Linked DNA regions of Homo sapiens: regions 1 and 2 are each linked to region 3. Evidence: read pairs that join two places in POLR2A ChIA-PET (ENCODE). Cell type or tissue: CD4-positive, alpha-beta T cell. All regions are shown on one strand. Links, peaks and the distances in the headings refer to the core of each region. The heading gives the core; the rest is flanking DNA.

Region 1 (5,402 bases), core at 868-4,867, 170 kb before region 3:
TTTATATTTGTCTATTGTTGCATAACCTAGAGGTCCTTTTATGGCAGATAAGGAGTTGGACCTTTTTGGATTTTCTTTCTTCCTTTGTGCTTTCTCATTAATCATTAGCTTAATCAGAGAGCTAATCTACCTATTTTATGCCTTTTGTATTCTGCTTTCGTTCCAACCAAATTAAAATAATTATCTTCACTTTTTCCCCTCCTGTTTTATAAGGATGGGGAATAGTAATATATATTAATGTTTACTTGTTGACACATAAGAAACTTCTTCCAATGGTTGTATCTACTAGCTATACAGAATAATAATTATTACCTGTGGTGAGAGGGAGGTGGGAACCAGGAAGATGGTGAGTAGGACTGGGGGATATGCATGTTTCATAGATCTACCTCCCACCCCTCTAGCCATGCATTAATCTCTTCACGATGTATTATCTAGAAAAAATTCCAATGGGCCCATATCAGATAGTTTCGCCTTTCTCTACTTTAACTTACAGTGTCAGAAGACAATGAATTTTATTTTCAAAATTTTTAAAGAAAAAGAGTGATAGGAAATGGCCATGTCCATTCAAGCTACTATTTTTTTCATGAATGTAATGAGATGTGAAATTCTTCAGAAACTTTACAACCCAAATAGTTATTTCATTCAAGTCATTGGAGGGCATTATCTAGAATGACAAAGAATGTTAAAAGGAGAAATTTTGGCTACAGAAATGCATAAATAATGAGCAGTGAAACTATTCTGCATGAAATATAACTACTATTTCAACTACTTATTTTGAAGATAAAAATAACCTAAGTGTGGAAAAGAGTGGTTGCTAAGAGAACAGAGAATAAGTAATACATGAGTAGAAGGGTAAGAAGAGATTTAACACTATAGAAGCTTGTTTCTTATTTACATTAAGTCCAGCAGGCAATGGTGGGGGCAGGAAGCATTCCTGCCATCTCTTAGGTACACCTTGTTTGCAAGTATTATATATATTTTGATTGTATGTGTCTTTTGTTTCACCATTATAATCTACAGTACCCTTTTTACTTTTTTACAGTTTGCTATGATTCTAATCATTGTAGAGCAGGATTTTAAACTATTCTGTTTGTATATTCATAACTGTCAATTCCTTGAGACTGGCCTGCGAGTTTTTTCATTTTCATGCAGGTCATGGGATACAAAGAGAAGCAGGAAAATGGTCTTAGGAAAGAAAGTCATCTCTGTCACTAAAGGATTCACAATCTACAAAAGGAGACAGGCATTTAAACAGATAATTGCAGCAATATAAAAAGCAGCACCAGAGAGAGGTGTATACAATTATGTGGGAATGAAAAGAGGGAGCAATTCACTCCAGCTGGGACTGGGGAAGATGACATTTGACCTTAGCTAAAGATGACCTTACACCCCATAAGGACATGGGATGGGAAACATCCCAAGGAGAAGAAGTGGCATCTGCAAAGATAAGGTGCCTTGATTGGCGAGGGTCTGCTGGAAACGTAGCAAAAATAATGTGTGAGCAAAGAGACTGTGTGTTTTCCTACAAACTCAACTCGAAATGATCTCTAGTTGATTGTTTAGTCCTTCCAGAAACGTGTAATTTTGTGAGTGAATCGATTCAAACTAAGTATGCTTTAAATTCTAAAAAGACTGAAAATCCTTGGGTCTCTAAGTGTAGCTTCAGGATGCTCCCAGAACACACCAACACAATATCAACACCCCAGTGTGCTGATAAGTGGGAGATGGTTTTTCAACTGTCAGAATTGGGATGCAACTGTCAGAGTACATGAAATCAGCCACATAAATATCAGAGGCCCACCCACTCTATGACAGCATAAAACCTCAAACTTTTTATCAAATTAGGAAATAAAAATAAAGGAAGGCTCTGTGTGTGCCATCTCATGGAGGAGCCAACTATGGTCATATCCAGATTTTCTGTACCTCCTTTCCCTAAACATTTGTTTTAATGCCAAAGGTATGACTTCTTTCACTAAACGATATCTGTCCTCTGGGACTGCACTTAGTGTTAGAGTTTTACTTTTTTAAAACAACTAAAAATGTGAAAAAATAATATATTTGAAGCTGGCATTGTATTAAAAGACCAATATTCCCATCAGAGCTTCTATGAGAGAGAACTGCAAGGACTCTGGTTCTGTGATTGGCAATGCCAAGCTAACCTCACTGGGCCTGGGGTGAGCTAATGGAGAGAGAGATCAGATCTTCTGTCCACACCACTGACCTGCCTCCTCCTCTAATGGTAGACCAGGAAACAAGAACGTTGAGGGTGATTCTCTCATGAATAATGCATGATAGCCTGGCTCTTAAGACTGATATTTCTCAGAATGACAATGGGATCAGGTTGTTTTCGACATTTCAATTACATTCAACAAATGCTTATTAAACACTTTGAGCACAGCTGCAAGTCACTGTGCCAGTTCCGTAGCACCTTCTGTGGAGGCTGCTAAGATAAAGACAATTTAGGCTTTGCCTTCAAGAGCTTAAAATCTGAACAGGGAGATAGAACAAGGGAAATGAAACTCTTAATAAAATGCAGAAAATGCAAATGCCATTAGAGAGAGGTACCAACAACTATATGTGGGTGTTGAGGAGAGCCAAGATCACATATGGTTGAGGGGTGCCTGAAAGAGATGTCAGCTAAGTTTGAAGAATGGGACACCAATAGTTTTGAGTGCCAACTGTGTGCCAGACATTAGCACGCAACATCACAATTAATCCTCCCAGCAACCCTACCAAACAGATATTGTCTTTCCCAGTTAACTGATGTATAAAGCAAGGCTCTGCAAGGTTAGGCAAGATGCCCCCAAACCAGCATACATATATCCACACACAGACACTCATGCTCTGGTTTCAGTCCTAAACCTCGAGTCCCCCACATATCTACCTTCCTTCCATTATCTCATTGATCCCAACACCTGTCAGAAAACCCTCTGGTTCCCTCTTGTACAGCAGCACATGGTTACACTACCTGCCTGGACCATGATCTCTGGGCACTGGACTCCATCTTCCAATCTGGTTCCTCATACTTCCTCTCACTTGAATTGGGGTTTATCACCAGGGCCTGCTCCATCTTGTGTGCCTGCCTGTTCACCGCGGTCAAATCCGTCTCATTATCTTCTGCACCCACTTTATGCAGAAGCAAGTGATATGGACAGGAAGAGGCATCTGAAATGAGTGAGGAAGAACCAACTGGGACTTAGAAATAAGCTGAAAAAATGAAATTAAGAAGAATAAGCCAAAGACGATGACTTATTCATTCATTCAACAAAATCCCACACACTTGTCTATGCTCCCGGTTCAAGGTTAGGAGCTATGTTGTGATTTTAAAAAGTATGCATGAGTTTGTTGAGTTTACAGATTAGTTGTAGAGAGGGATGTAAAAACAAATAAACAAGTGAAAATTAGGACCATGTTGGGCCCTTCAGGGACTTTAGGGGAGATAGTGGGTGGATGTAGTGAGGGGAAAGAGTGCTCAGAAAGGTGTCAGAGATGGCAGCAGCCAGATGATGCAAGACCACTCACGTAGACCAGACAAGGAGTTTGGTGCTACATATAATGGGAGGAACCACAGTTAACTCCTATGTCAATTGCAACCCAAATGCAGTTTGTCTCTTGCCCTGAACCCTACAAGTACCACTCCTTTTACTGTGTACTGCCCCGGGGTAGAACTCTGCATTTTTTTCATCTCCTCCTATCTCATGCTCCCCTATGACATTAGTGAGCAAGGTGAACTTGAATGAAGACCCCCCCAAAATGAATGAGGGTGTCCCCATATCTCACATGCCCATTGCCCATTCTAGCCATAAGTTTAATTTTTTGACTGGTATAGTTTGGTTATATTATTTCTTTCCCTCCCCCTTTCTTAGCGGGACTCAGTTCTTATATCCTTTCATCTTAAATTTTCCTTTGAGAATCTCAATTTTCTATCTCCCCTGTTAAGTAACTCAACCCCTGTTCCCACTCTCAAGTTTACATATCGACTCTATTACCCTCTTCTGTAAATAAAGGGTCCTCCACAGGCTTCGCTATCTGCAGAACACACTATAGTGACCATCTTTTGTTATATTAAAATGTCATAAAGGACTCACTTCCCTATCGCCCATCCCACCCCTCTCGTTCCTCCACATCCCATATTGCCTTATTTCTTCCAAAGAAATACGGGCTCTTTCCATGAAGAATTACAACAAAAATATCTCCATCTTATTATAAATTATTTATACATGTGCTCAGAACAAACCACTCTTTTTTTTTCTTTTGAGACTGAGTCTCACTCTATCACCCAGGCTGGAGTGCAGTGGCATGATCTTGGCTCACTGCAACCTCCACCTCCTGGGTTCAAGCAATTCTCCCTGCCTCACCCTCCCGAGTAGCTGGGATTATAGGTGCCTGCCACCGCACCCAGCTAATTTTTGTACGTTTTAGTAGAGATCAGGTTTTGCCATGTTGGCCAGGCTGGTCTCAAACTCCTGACCTCAGGTGATCTGCCCACCTCAGACTCCCAGACTGCTAGGATTACAGGCGTGTGCCACTGTGTCCAGCCCAAACCACTCTTTTAAAGTTATTTTAAAGTTTAAAATGTTTTTCCTATTTCTCAAGTAGTAAAAGAGAACTCATCTGTGGTAGGCAGAATAATTTCCCCCACAAATACAGGAGGTCCAAGTCCTAATTCCCCAAATCTGTGAATATGCTACCTTACATAGCAAAAGCAACTTTGCAGACATTCTCAAAATCTTGAGATGGGGAGAGCAGCCTGAATTTTCCAGGTGGATCCAATATCATCACAAGAGTCTTTATGAGGGAAAGAGAGAGGCAGGAAAGTCAGACTCAGAAGTGAGAGAGCCTCAACTGGCCGCTGCTGGTTTTGAAGACACAAGGAGACTAAGGAACGCAGGAGGCCTTTAGAAGCTGCAAAAGGCAAGGAAACAATTTCCCTCTTCAAGCCTCCAAAAGGAACAACTTAATTTTACTCCAGTGAAGTGCATTTAAGACTTGTGACCTCTAGAATTGTTAAGTGATAAGCTTTTGTTATCCAAGTTTGTCACCAAGTTTGTGACCATTTGTTACAGAACCGTAGGAAACTAATACATCATCTTTGAAGCAAGACTAATTTTTTCTTTGGGAGAGGGAAACATTTCAAGGCAGCAGTTTGGTTCGGAAAAGATAAAGCCTCTTCTGCTGTGTTTGAATGTGGACACATGGAGGAGGCAAGCTATTGTTTATCTGGGCAATAGCTGTCCCAGTGAGGAGTGGGGGTGGTGATGAGGACAGGGAGGAAATGTAGGTGAGGCAGGTAAAGGCTTTCCCACTCCCTCTCCTGGTGGGCCTCAAAGGATGTTGGAGGCCTGAATTTGGACAGAGGGGATGCCTGTGGGAATTCTTGTTTATGTGGGAAGGTAGCCAGA
Region 2 (5,402 bases), core at 868-4,867, 890 kb before region 3:
ATTCATGAATAATGAGGATGAACTGTACTAAGTTTCTGTGAGCCTTAGTAATGATACCTCCCTCACACTACAGAGTAAATGAAAGAAGGCATGTAAAATGCCTTGCATGGTTACAGTTAGTTCTTCTTTATACCAGATATTTACATTTTCACTTCCTGTACCTTATCTGCCATGCTCAAATCTGAGAGATAAGTAGATATCAAGAAACTTCCAGCCAAATGTCTCATCTTTATCCTGGGAGCATAGACCAAAAACTACTCACACTAGCTAAAATAGAAAAGAAGGTGTTTTGAACAGACACAAGAGGCAATCTCTTGAGGCACCAAAGTGCAGGGTTCAGCATAGCTAGGCCACCCTGCGTTGGGACTGAAACAGGAAGATCAGAAGAAGTCCCAACTCTCAGGTGGATGCATCCTCTGCCATCTGTGCCTCTCTGAGCATCTGCTAGCTACACTTTTCTGATTCTCTCAGCAGACAGGTTTCCTCTGCTTTCTCTGGCTTTCTTGCACCCTCATAATTTTGACTCTCATGTGGTTCTGACTTCCATGGCACTGATTCCAGCCTGACTCTACATGTCTGGTGCACACCTGTCGTTTTTGCCTGTCTAGCACCATTCTCCCAGTTCTGGTAACAGAGGAACTGACTGGCTCCAGGATTGGCCTGTGAGCGAGACCCAGCCATTGACTCTCTCCTGAGGGTTTGATTTGTCTTGGTTATCTTCTATCATTTATGTTGTTATTCTTTGTATCTTTTCACTGCCTTGTGGCTTCTGTTTGCTCAGCGCTCCTGTTTATTCATGGTTTCTGCTTACTCATGAAGTCTGATACTGGCTTCACTCTGCACCTTTGAGCTTTCATTCACTGAAGAATTTTTCCCTGTGTCTCTCCAGTTCTGATTATTGAAATAAAATATCTTATTGACATAGTTAATTGCCATGTGTTTGGGCAGAATTTTCCTGCCAGGACACCCAACAGGCCAATGTCCAGCCTATTGATCAGCTGCCCCTAGGTAAGGGCCTATCATAGCCTAACAAGCAGTAAGCAGAGTTGTAGGGGTTGGAGGTGTGCATATGGTATCACATGTGGCCACTTATGTTGAAGGATTTACATCAAGCTAGTTATCCAGACCCTTCTCTTTTTCTAATACCTCATGTCCAACTGTGAAGAAATCCTATTAGCTCTACCCTCAGAATATATTTAGAATATAATCACTTCTCATTGCTCCCACTGCTACCCCTCTGCTCCAAGCCACTCTGCCTTTCACTTGCATTACTCCAGTAGCTTAAGAAGTCACCTGCTTCTACCCATAGTCTATTCCCAATATAGCAGCTAGAGTGATTATTTTAAAGCCTTAGTCATATCATGTCATTCCTTTGTTTCACATATACTCCTGGCTCCCCATTTCACTCAAAGTAAAAGCCAAAGCCCTAGCCCCATTACCTCCAACTCCATCTTTACCACTTTCCCTTGCTCACTTCACTCCGGCCACACTGGCCTTGCTTTTTGTCAGATATCCAGGTATGCTCCCACCATGGGGCCTTTGTTCCAGCTGCCCTATCTGTCTGAAAAAAATCTTCTTTCAGATAATGGCTTGAGTAACTCCCCTAATTCCTTTAGATCCTTATTCAAATTTCAACTTCTCCAGAAGGCTTGCCTGACTAATTTATTTTATTCTACAACTGTGGTGGATAAATGCCGTACAGTAAATACTGTGGAAATAAACACTATAGTTCCCCACAGATCCATGCCTTCTTGCCGCTGCTTTACCTTTTGTTCTTGCACTTACCATTTTCTAACATATTATATACATTTTGCTTACTACTTATTGCTTATCTCTCCCTGCTAGAATATAAGCTCCACAAAGATAGAGATCTTTGTCTGCTTTGCTCCATGATATACCAAGGATTTAGAACAGTGCCTGGCCCAAGTGCTCCATAAATATTTGTTGAATTGAATTCCTTGGTAGGTAGCTATAAACATAGCAGATACACTAAGGCTTTCTCTATGCAATATAAAATGTCTCTCAGAGAAATTCATGGCACTAAAAGCATATATAAGAAAAGAAGAAAATTATCGGATCAATAATCTAAGCTCACATTCAAGAACCTAGAAAAAGCGAATAAAATAAACACAAAGCAAATGAAGGAAATATAACAAAGGGCAGAAATCAATGAAAGTGAAAAACAAAGAATAGAGAAAATTAACAAAACTAAGAGCTGGTTCTTTGAAAAGATCGGTAAAACTGATAAACCTCTAGCAGGACTGAGAAAGAAAAAAGATAAAAGACACAACTTTCTAATATCAGGAATGAAATAGGAGATACCATTACAGACCCTGCAGACATCTAAAGGATAATAAAGGCATACTAAAAACAACTCTATACACATAAATTTGACAACTTAGTTTAAATAGAGCAATTCCTTGAAAAATGCAACCACAAGTCACCCAATATGAAATAGATCATTTGAAGAGCCCTATAGGCTGGGTGCTGTGGCTCATGCCTGTAATCTCAGCACTTTGGGAGGCTGAGGCAGGAGGATTACTTGAGCCCAGGAGTTCACGGCCAGCCTGGACAAAAAGTAAGACCCCATCTCTACAAAAAAATTTTTTTAATTAGCCAAGCGTGGTGATGTGTACCTGTAGTCCCAGCTACTTGGTAGGCTGAGGTGGGAGGAAGGCCTGAGCCTAGGAGGTTGAACTGCAGTGAGCTGTGATTGCACCACCACATTCCAGCCTGGGCAACAGAGTGGGACCCTTCTCAAAAAAAAAAAAAGAAAGAAAGAAAGAAAAGAAAAGTACTATAACTATTAAAGAAATTCACTTACTTGTAAGAACGGCTGAAATAAAAAATAGCCCCCAAATGCTGCTAAGGATGAAGAAAAGACAAATCACTCATACATTGCTGGTGGAAAGTAAAATGGGACAGCCACTCTGACAGTTTGGCAATTTCTTTAAAAGCTAAACATGTGACTACCATACAACCCAGCAATTGCACCCCTGGGCATTTATCTCAGACAAATGAAGACTTACATTCACACAAAAATCTGTACATGAATATTTATAGCAGCTTTATTTGTAATACCAAAAACTGGAAGCAATCCAGATATACTTCAATGAGTGAATAGTTTAAAAATTGAGTACATCTATATTGTGGAATATTACTCAACAATAAAAAAGAACACATTATCAATGCATGCAAAACCTGGATGAATCGCCAGAGAATTATGCTGAATGAAAAAAAAGGCCAAAAATTTACACATTGTGTGATTCCATTTTTGAAACGTTCTTCAGATGACAAAATTATAGAAACAAAGAACATATGTGGCTACCAGGGTAACAGAGTAGGTGGGGTGGGGGGGTAGGAGGATGGTGGGTATGATTATAAAAGGGCAGCATGGGATATCCTATGATGTTAGAAATGTTCTGTATCAATATCAGTATGCTGGTTGTGGTTCTGTATTATAAGTTTGTAAGATGTTTACCATTAGGGGTAATTGGGTAAAGGATATAAGGTATCTTTTTGTATTACTTCTTACAACTATGTATAAATTTAAAATTATCTAAAAATTAAAAGTTTAATTAAAAATCTTTCTCCCAACAGACTTTATTTAATTATGGTTGTTTCATGGGAGAAGAGAAACACTTTATTAAATTTAATCATTGATTATAAAATTGCACCTAAATTTCAAAAATGTGAAAAATGAGAAAGTACAACTTAGAAACTAGGAAATATATTAAGTATGCATATTTATTTGTATAATTATTTGCATCAGAAATAGGGAACCATTTAGGAGAGGAAAAGACAACAAAGTCTTCCTAACAGTGATTATCTCTAAATGGTAGAATTATGGGCATTTTTTTTTAGCTTATCTGCATTTTCTTATTTTCTACAGTAAACACATATTACTGACATAATTTTAAAGAAACATGATATTTTAAAGATGTTATTTAGACCAACCCTTAATCCATTGCTTGAAAACCTGCAATGAATCCTCAAATAATTAGTCACTTCAGTCTTTAATACCATAGAAACCAATAGCTCCCAAAGCAGCCCAGGCAGCTCTAATTATTTGAAATGAGAGCTGTTGAAAGCAAAGGTCTGCACTGCCTGTGCCATTAGGGGGTTTAAGGATATGGGTTTGATCCCAGCACAGGTCAATTAACTCTGCTTATTCGTAGAGGAAAATGGTAAAGGTACACTGCCTGCATGGCTCACAAGGGACAGTCACTACTCAAACACTGTCCACAAGAGACACAAACACGTGAAAGTAAACAGGCATCTCAAATCCATTTCTGCTAAGCACCTCTTCTCATACTGGACAATTTCTCATTTCCTCAAGTGGTCAGCAGGAAACAAACAGATTGTAAAATAGTTGTTACAATCAATAGCCAGGAATAAAAGCGTAAAAAGCAATCCCATCTCCAAATGAAATTCTAAATCCCCATTAAATACTTTAATGTCAACCTAACAAGAACTAAAAAGAAAACTCTAAAACCATAATGACACAATAAAGGTAATCAGACTGGATGCATAGCCATCTTTGCTTGTAACTGGAAAGATTACATAAATGACATAATAACACTTTCCATATTAATTCATAGATTTAATGCAATGATAATTAATGGGGCATTAAGAGTTTTATAAACCAGAACTTGACATAATAATTGTAAAATGCTCATGAATACAGCCAGGCCCGGTGGCTCACACCTGTAATCCCAGCACTTTGGGAGGCCAGTATGTGGGCAGATACTTGAGTCCAGGAGTTTGAGACCAGTCTCTAAAACTACAAAAATTAGCCGGGCTACTCGGGAGGCTGGGATGGGAGGATCGCTTGAGCCCAGGAGGCAGAGGCTTCAGTGAGCCCTGATCATGCCCCTGCACTCCAGCCTGGGTGGCAGAGTGAGACCCTGTCTCAAAAAAAAAAAAAATGCTCATGAATAGAAGCATATTTATTCACGAAGGAAAAAAGATAATGTTGTAGAACTCTTTCATGGATTTAAAAATATTGTACTGTTATAAAGCAGCAATAATCAAAACTCTTTGGCAGTTCCATTGAAATTGAAGGAGCTGTTCTGAGCCAGTATGGTAAAGGAAAATGTTAGGAAAGATGTCTGGGCTAAAGACCATTGAGGTCTGGGCTAAAGACCATTGAGGCACCATTGGGTGCCTTGGAAAGGTTTTTTGGTTTGCAAGACACAGAGACCTCCTTCAAAGTAGCTCATGTACAAGGGGGAAAAAAAGCTATAACAAGCTTTCTCAATTCATCTAATGACAGTAACAGAGAACAGCTGGACCTCACTGCTCTGAAACTATGAACCATGGCAACTCTCTTCATATCTCAAGAATTCTTCATGGTCCTGCTCCCTGAGATCTAAGCACTAGCTGGGGGACACCTCATCCCA
Region 3 (5,402 bases), core at 604-4,603:
TGAACCAAATGTGGCAAAAGAACTCAGAATCGGGATCAGTCATGTAAGCAGTAACTTCTTTGAACCTGGATGTCAATGATCCTTCCAGTGTCTAGTTTTGAGTGGGGAAAAAACAGCTTTTAGGAATGTATTTAAATGACTAAATCCCATAACAAACTCTCTTCTCAAAAATCTTTTCCTAGTTTATTTTTAAAACTTTGCCAAGTTCATAGACACAGCTTGCAACTAAATGCTGTTAGGCAAAGATCATCCTAGAAAGGTATAAAAAAGCATGAGGAAAATGTTTTAAGAACTGTGGATTCTTAATATCTGTTTCCAACTGTGGAATGGAATTAAGCTCCTAAAACACGCCTACCCTAATAAATCTTGTAACTATGGGTTATTATGTTAAAGATGGAAGGAGTATATGATGGCAAAGTAAAAACATTATGGTATAACATTTCAGGGAATTCTTAGCCAATTTACCAATAATCTAGTTACCATGCTAAAGTTAATATACTTCCTTCTCCAAATACTGAGATCCAGAATGAAAAGACAAACAAAATAAATAAGCACAATAGACTTACCAAAAATCAGGTAATGAGAAACAACGCTGTTGGGATTGCCATAACCAACAGACCTTAGGCAAGTCAACCTCTCTGATCACTCTTTAAATTTATTGAAGGAGAGGCCAGATCACTGATTGTTAAAATCTCTTCTGGCTTTCACAGTCTGTATTTTTACTACTATGTATTGGAATAAGTTGTTTCCTACTAGTAGATTAGGTACTTGAAAAATTATTAACTCCAACAGGTCACAAGGGTATCACTTTAAAGCAATTCACCTAATATTCACTGAACTTCGAACAGTCTGTGCACAGCTCTGTGGGGTCAAATGTCCCATTACCAGCTAATTCACCTGTTCCTATCTCCTGAGAATTCTGCTTATGCTCATAATCATTATCATAATTACATTTTAATTACAATCCACAAGTTTTTAAAACCACCTATTTCTAAGAAACTCATTTAGGGCCATTCCTCAAACTAAGTGAACTATGAGCACTTGTATCTCAGGGCTCCACTGAGAATCAATCCTTTGTCAGCCAAAAACAGTTTCTAAGCTCCTGCATTACTTCTGGTTGTTTCAACACAGATGTGAACCTCAAAATACTTTAGCAGATCCTTTCCTCCACAGATCTTAACTGCCTAAGGACACAGTAAGTCAAAGTTTTTACTTCTGGGGGAAAAAAAGGTATTTATGCATTTATTCATTCATATGTCATATATTCTACTTCCTGTTAATCCAGGATGGACAGGAGCCATAAATAAAGTACCACATGCTTATTCCAAAATCTTTAGTGAAATAATTCCTATTTATTAAACTGGCTACAGCTTGTTTTTCCCCAAGAATTCAATTAAGAATGTCTAATTTTTTAATTAGGCATTTGCAATAATAAGCTTTATCATTTTATCACTCTTAATAATTAAAAACACTTGTTTGTAAAAGGCAAGCAGAACACACAGAAAGATAATTGAGTTGAATTTTAGCAGTATGCTTTCTGCCTACACATTAAAGAATAAATTATTAAGACAGAATCCACAGACCCCCCAAGGATATTTGAACGTACATTTTTCTGATGAGATAGCACAACACTTTGAGGAGATGCTCAGAGAAGTTCATGACCTTTGACAAGCAATTTCTGCATTAGGGAATATACTTTAAGATTTTATTCTCAGAATACTTCAAAATAAGCTATAATGGTAACAATTCCCTAAATTCAAGGATTTCTCATGAATTATGCCAACATTTCTGGAAAAAATTTCATGTAAGACAAGAATGATCTAAACTAGATATTTCAAAATAATCTTAAAATTGTCAAATAGTTAACATTTAAGTTAAACACACACACACAACTGCACACCAAAGCTGATGGCACAAACCCACAAACATTCTAACAAGAATGGATCCATTAATACATGTGGTATTAAGATATTTAGAAGGCTTTTTAACAGAACGTGCCAAAAAATTAACCACGAACAGTGATATATTCACAAAGTAGTGTGTCCTAATTTCTGCTACAGCAACCGGCTTTGTTCAAGTTCTGATATAACATCTACAGTATGCCAATTACATGTTGTAGTAGTCTAAAAGATAAAGATAGAGAGATACAGATTTAGATATAACTTATTCTATAGCGCCAAAATTAGATTTCCTAACCGCACGCTTTATCCATGTGATTACCCTCACCTTATCCCTGAATGTTCTTTCTCTCTATCGCCACTTGTTTAAGTTCTACTTTCATTCTAAAATAATGTCAGTTCCCACTTAAGAGTCTCTACCACCAATTTTGGCACATGATCCAGTGTTGCTACATTCTGTTTCACATATGTACAGTCTCTTCAATTATATTATCCCTGCCCTACAGTAGCTTACTATATCTAATTTCTCGTGCCCAGAACAGTATAATGCTCAAGTCTCAAAATATATTTATATGAACAAATTTGCACCTCACTTGGATTAACATGTCTATTATTATACTTATCACACTGCATGGTAACAACTGGTTAAAAAAAAAAAAAAAGTCTAGGGATTTGCTTCAAAATAAAGAAGGAAGTGGATGGAGGTATGGATGAAGCAAGACTGACCACAAGTTAGTAACTCTTAAAGTTGGTGATGTGTGTATTATTGCTGTCAATTTTCCATAATACAAAGTTTAGAAGCTTGCCTCTCCTACTAGTAAGAGGGCTTCTTAAAGACAAGTTCAAGAGTGTTCTTCTTTGTACATCTATCCAATACAGAACAGACCAATTGAACTTTACTAAACACGTTTCATTCTTTAGGTAGAACTACTTTTCAATGAAACTTCAACATCTTTTTGACGGTACTTTATTTAAAAAATTTTTCATTAGCTCAAATAAAACATATATTCACTCATTCATTATTTTCTGGGTCCCTGCTTCCTAAGATATGCTGTCCTGGTAAATGTAGGATACCAAAAATAATTTATCCTCTCTACTAAATTAAGAAGGGAAAGAAGGAAGATTAAAAGAAAATATTGTAAAATGCAGTAATACAGTTTTTAAGAAAGGCATCTAGGGCATCTATGTTTTTAATTAGAAAGAAGGCATACAACCTATTCAAGGAAGACGGGCTTAAAATTTCTCCTCCCCCTCCATTTTACAGATGAGGAAACTAAAGCCCATAGAGGGGAAGTGACTTGCCTAGCAAGTTACACATCAAGTAGCTAACAAAACCAAAATTAAAGCTCAGATCTGCTGATTCACAGTTCAATTTGAATTTTCTTTTTTTCTTTTTTTTTTTTTTTTGAGACGGAGTCTTGCTCTGTTGTCCAGGCTGGAGTGCAGTGGCGCTATCTTGGCTCACTGCAACCTCTGCCTCCCGGGTTCAAGCAATTCTTTTGCCTCAGCCTCCCGAGTAGCTGGGACTACAGGTGGGCGCCACCACGCCCGGCTAATTTTTGTAGTTTTACTAGATGGGGTTTTCACCATATTGGCCAGGCTGGTATCGAACTCCTGACCTCATGATCCGCCCACCTCGGCCTCCCAAAGTGCTGGGATTACAGGCGTGAGCCACCGCACCCGGCCCAATTTGAATTTTCTACATCATAATGCTTTTCTGTACACTGTAATGTTAACTAATGAAAGAGAATGAGTTATTTTATTGGTAGTATATATTTCAATTATTTATTAAATCATATTTAAAAAAATAATAGGATAAGATGGGGAAGGCTGGGAAGAAAAAGTGCACAACAAATTGGTAAGATACTTATGTGTGAAAACTACAGGCATATGCCATGCTTCATCAATTTTGAGATACATTTAAGACATAGTAACCATTTCACAAACATTTTGAAGTAAATATAGACAATATACATCTTCAAAAAATTCTAAAATATGAAAACATACATCTCTAAAGCAAGAAAATATAAGGTATCCTATTAGACACTAAAAAATCACTGTCATTTATTTAGAGGCAGTGTCACAGAGCACAAACACTCAGAGCAAGAGTCTCATCTTCTAAGGTAACAAATACCTAAGGCTTGTGGCATTTTTTTTCAGTTGAAGGTATAAATCAGTCCTCCGTGCTATTAGTTTCACAAGCATGGAGTTTTGGAGTTAGACAAAGAAAGGTTTGAATCCCAGCTCTGTCACTTAGCTCTCCAACCTTGGAAAGTTACTAACTTCTCTGAGTCTCACTCTCCTCATCTGTAATATGGTATTCACATTTTAGAGAATTATATGAGAATCAAATGTGGTAATTTGTTGAAGGATTATGCTACAGTGCCTAGATGAAATAGGAATCACATTAATATCGTTTCCTCTCAGAATCCCTATGGGCTAAGTGAAATTAAACTAAAAGCTAGATGAATTTACGCAACTCTTTCCTCTCTGTTTAGGAGACTGTAATAAGTCTGTACTGATCCTAGGGCAAATCCTATTGGTTTGGGAATCATTCTTTGAATAAGAAAAGCTTATTTTCTTGACTTCTGTCTCCACTCTTCAAATTGGGAACCGAAAACAATGGTGAATTTATAAGTGTTTAAGTTGATCAGCTATATCTAAATCCAGCACTTCCATTTTGTCTTACTGAACTGAAACTCTAAGCCTGTTGCAAACCCATTAATGAGAGGAACTATAGAACCAATGTGTAGGAAGAAGGATATAAAGCCAAAAGAAGCAGTTAAAATGACACAATTCTATCAGTGGTTTGTTGGGTTTTTTTAAACCTTAAATTCATGTATTAAACTCTAAGAAAACAAGTGTTCAGGAAAACAAAGACTGTATCTCCACCATTCAGGGTGGGTTAGTAACTTGATCCTTCAGGTTAAGCAAATACCACCTTTCAGTACATACAGTTTCAGTTTCCATCAGTGACAATCCAGTCATTTCCAAGATAGGAACACACCTACCAAGGTGGCTCTTACCAAGTAGGGACTGAAATAAGACTATCTTCTCTCCTACCCCAAGTTCAGACTAGCCTACCCACATTTTCCTGAGTATTAGCTCATTTCAGTTGAATGCTTGTCCCCACTAATTATAAAAATAATGCTCACTTTTTTTTTTTTTTTTGAGACAGGGTCTCACTTTGTCACTTAGGCTGGAGTACAGCGGCATGATCAAGGTTCACTGCAGCCTCAACCTCCCAGGCTCCCATCTCAGCCCCCCAAGTAGCTGGGATTACAGGTGTGCACACCACCTTGCCCAACTAATTTTTTTTTTTTTTTTGGATAGAAAAGGGGTTTTGCCATGTTGCCCAGGCTGCTCTTGAACTCTTGAGCTCAGGCGGTCTGCCTGCTCATTTTTTTAAATTTGAAAAAACTAAAAAGTGCAAGCATTTTAAAGCATCCATGATCTTCCAGCCAAAGATTAAAACATTACAAGGGGTCATACCATCATCTTTCC

What was found. ChIA-PET counts read pairs that join two places held together with the same protein. Peaks named below come from ENCODE experiments on the same cell type or tissue, not always from the same donor. Only the 100,000 strongest peaks of a DNase experiment are listed, where the experiment ranks them.
Region 1: POLR2A ChIA-PET joins it to region 3 with 6 read pairs; 2 of 35 experiments call an interaction of 5 or more read pairs at or near these places.
Region 2: POLR2A ChIA-PET joins it to region 3 with 5 read pairs; 2 of 35 experiments call an interaction of 5 or more read pairs at or near these places.

What each region holds. Positions count from the first base shown.
Region 1 is chr11:13,838,418-13,843,819 of GRCh38, reverse strand. All of the region lies in intron 3 of LINC02548 (long intergenic non-protein coding RNA 2548), which reads right to left. Among named protein-coding and RNA genes, the nearest start is that of LINC02545, 29 kb to the left of the region's middle. In CD4-positive, alpha-beta T cell, for the core only: no CTCF peak of the experiment used is centred there; no DNase peak of the experiment used is centred there.
Region 2 is chr11:14,562,155-14,567,556 of GRCh38, reverse strand. It overlaps a transcript of PSMA1 not described here. Among named protein-coding and RNA genes, the nearest start is that of PSMA1, 44 kb to the right of the region's middle. In CD4-positive, alpha-beta T cell, for the core only: no CTCF peak of the experiment used is centred there; no DNase peak of the experiment used is centred there.
Region 3 is chr11:13,672,212-13,677,613 of GRCh38, reverse strand. All of the region lies in intron 1 of FAR1 (fatty acyl-CoA reductase 1), which reads right to left. Among named protein-coding and RNA genes, the nearest start is that of FAR1, 6.2 kb to the right of the region's middle. In CD4-positive, alpha-beta T cell, for the core only: no CTCF peak of the experiment used is centred there; a DNase peak (open chromatin) is centred at 2,623.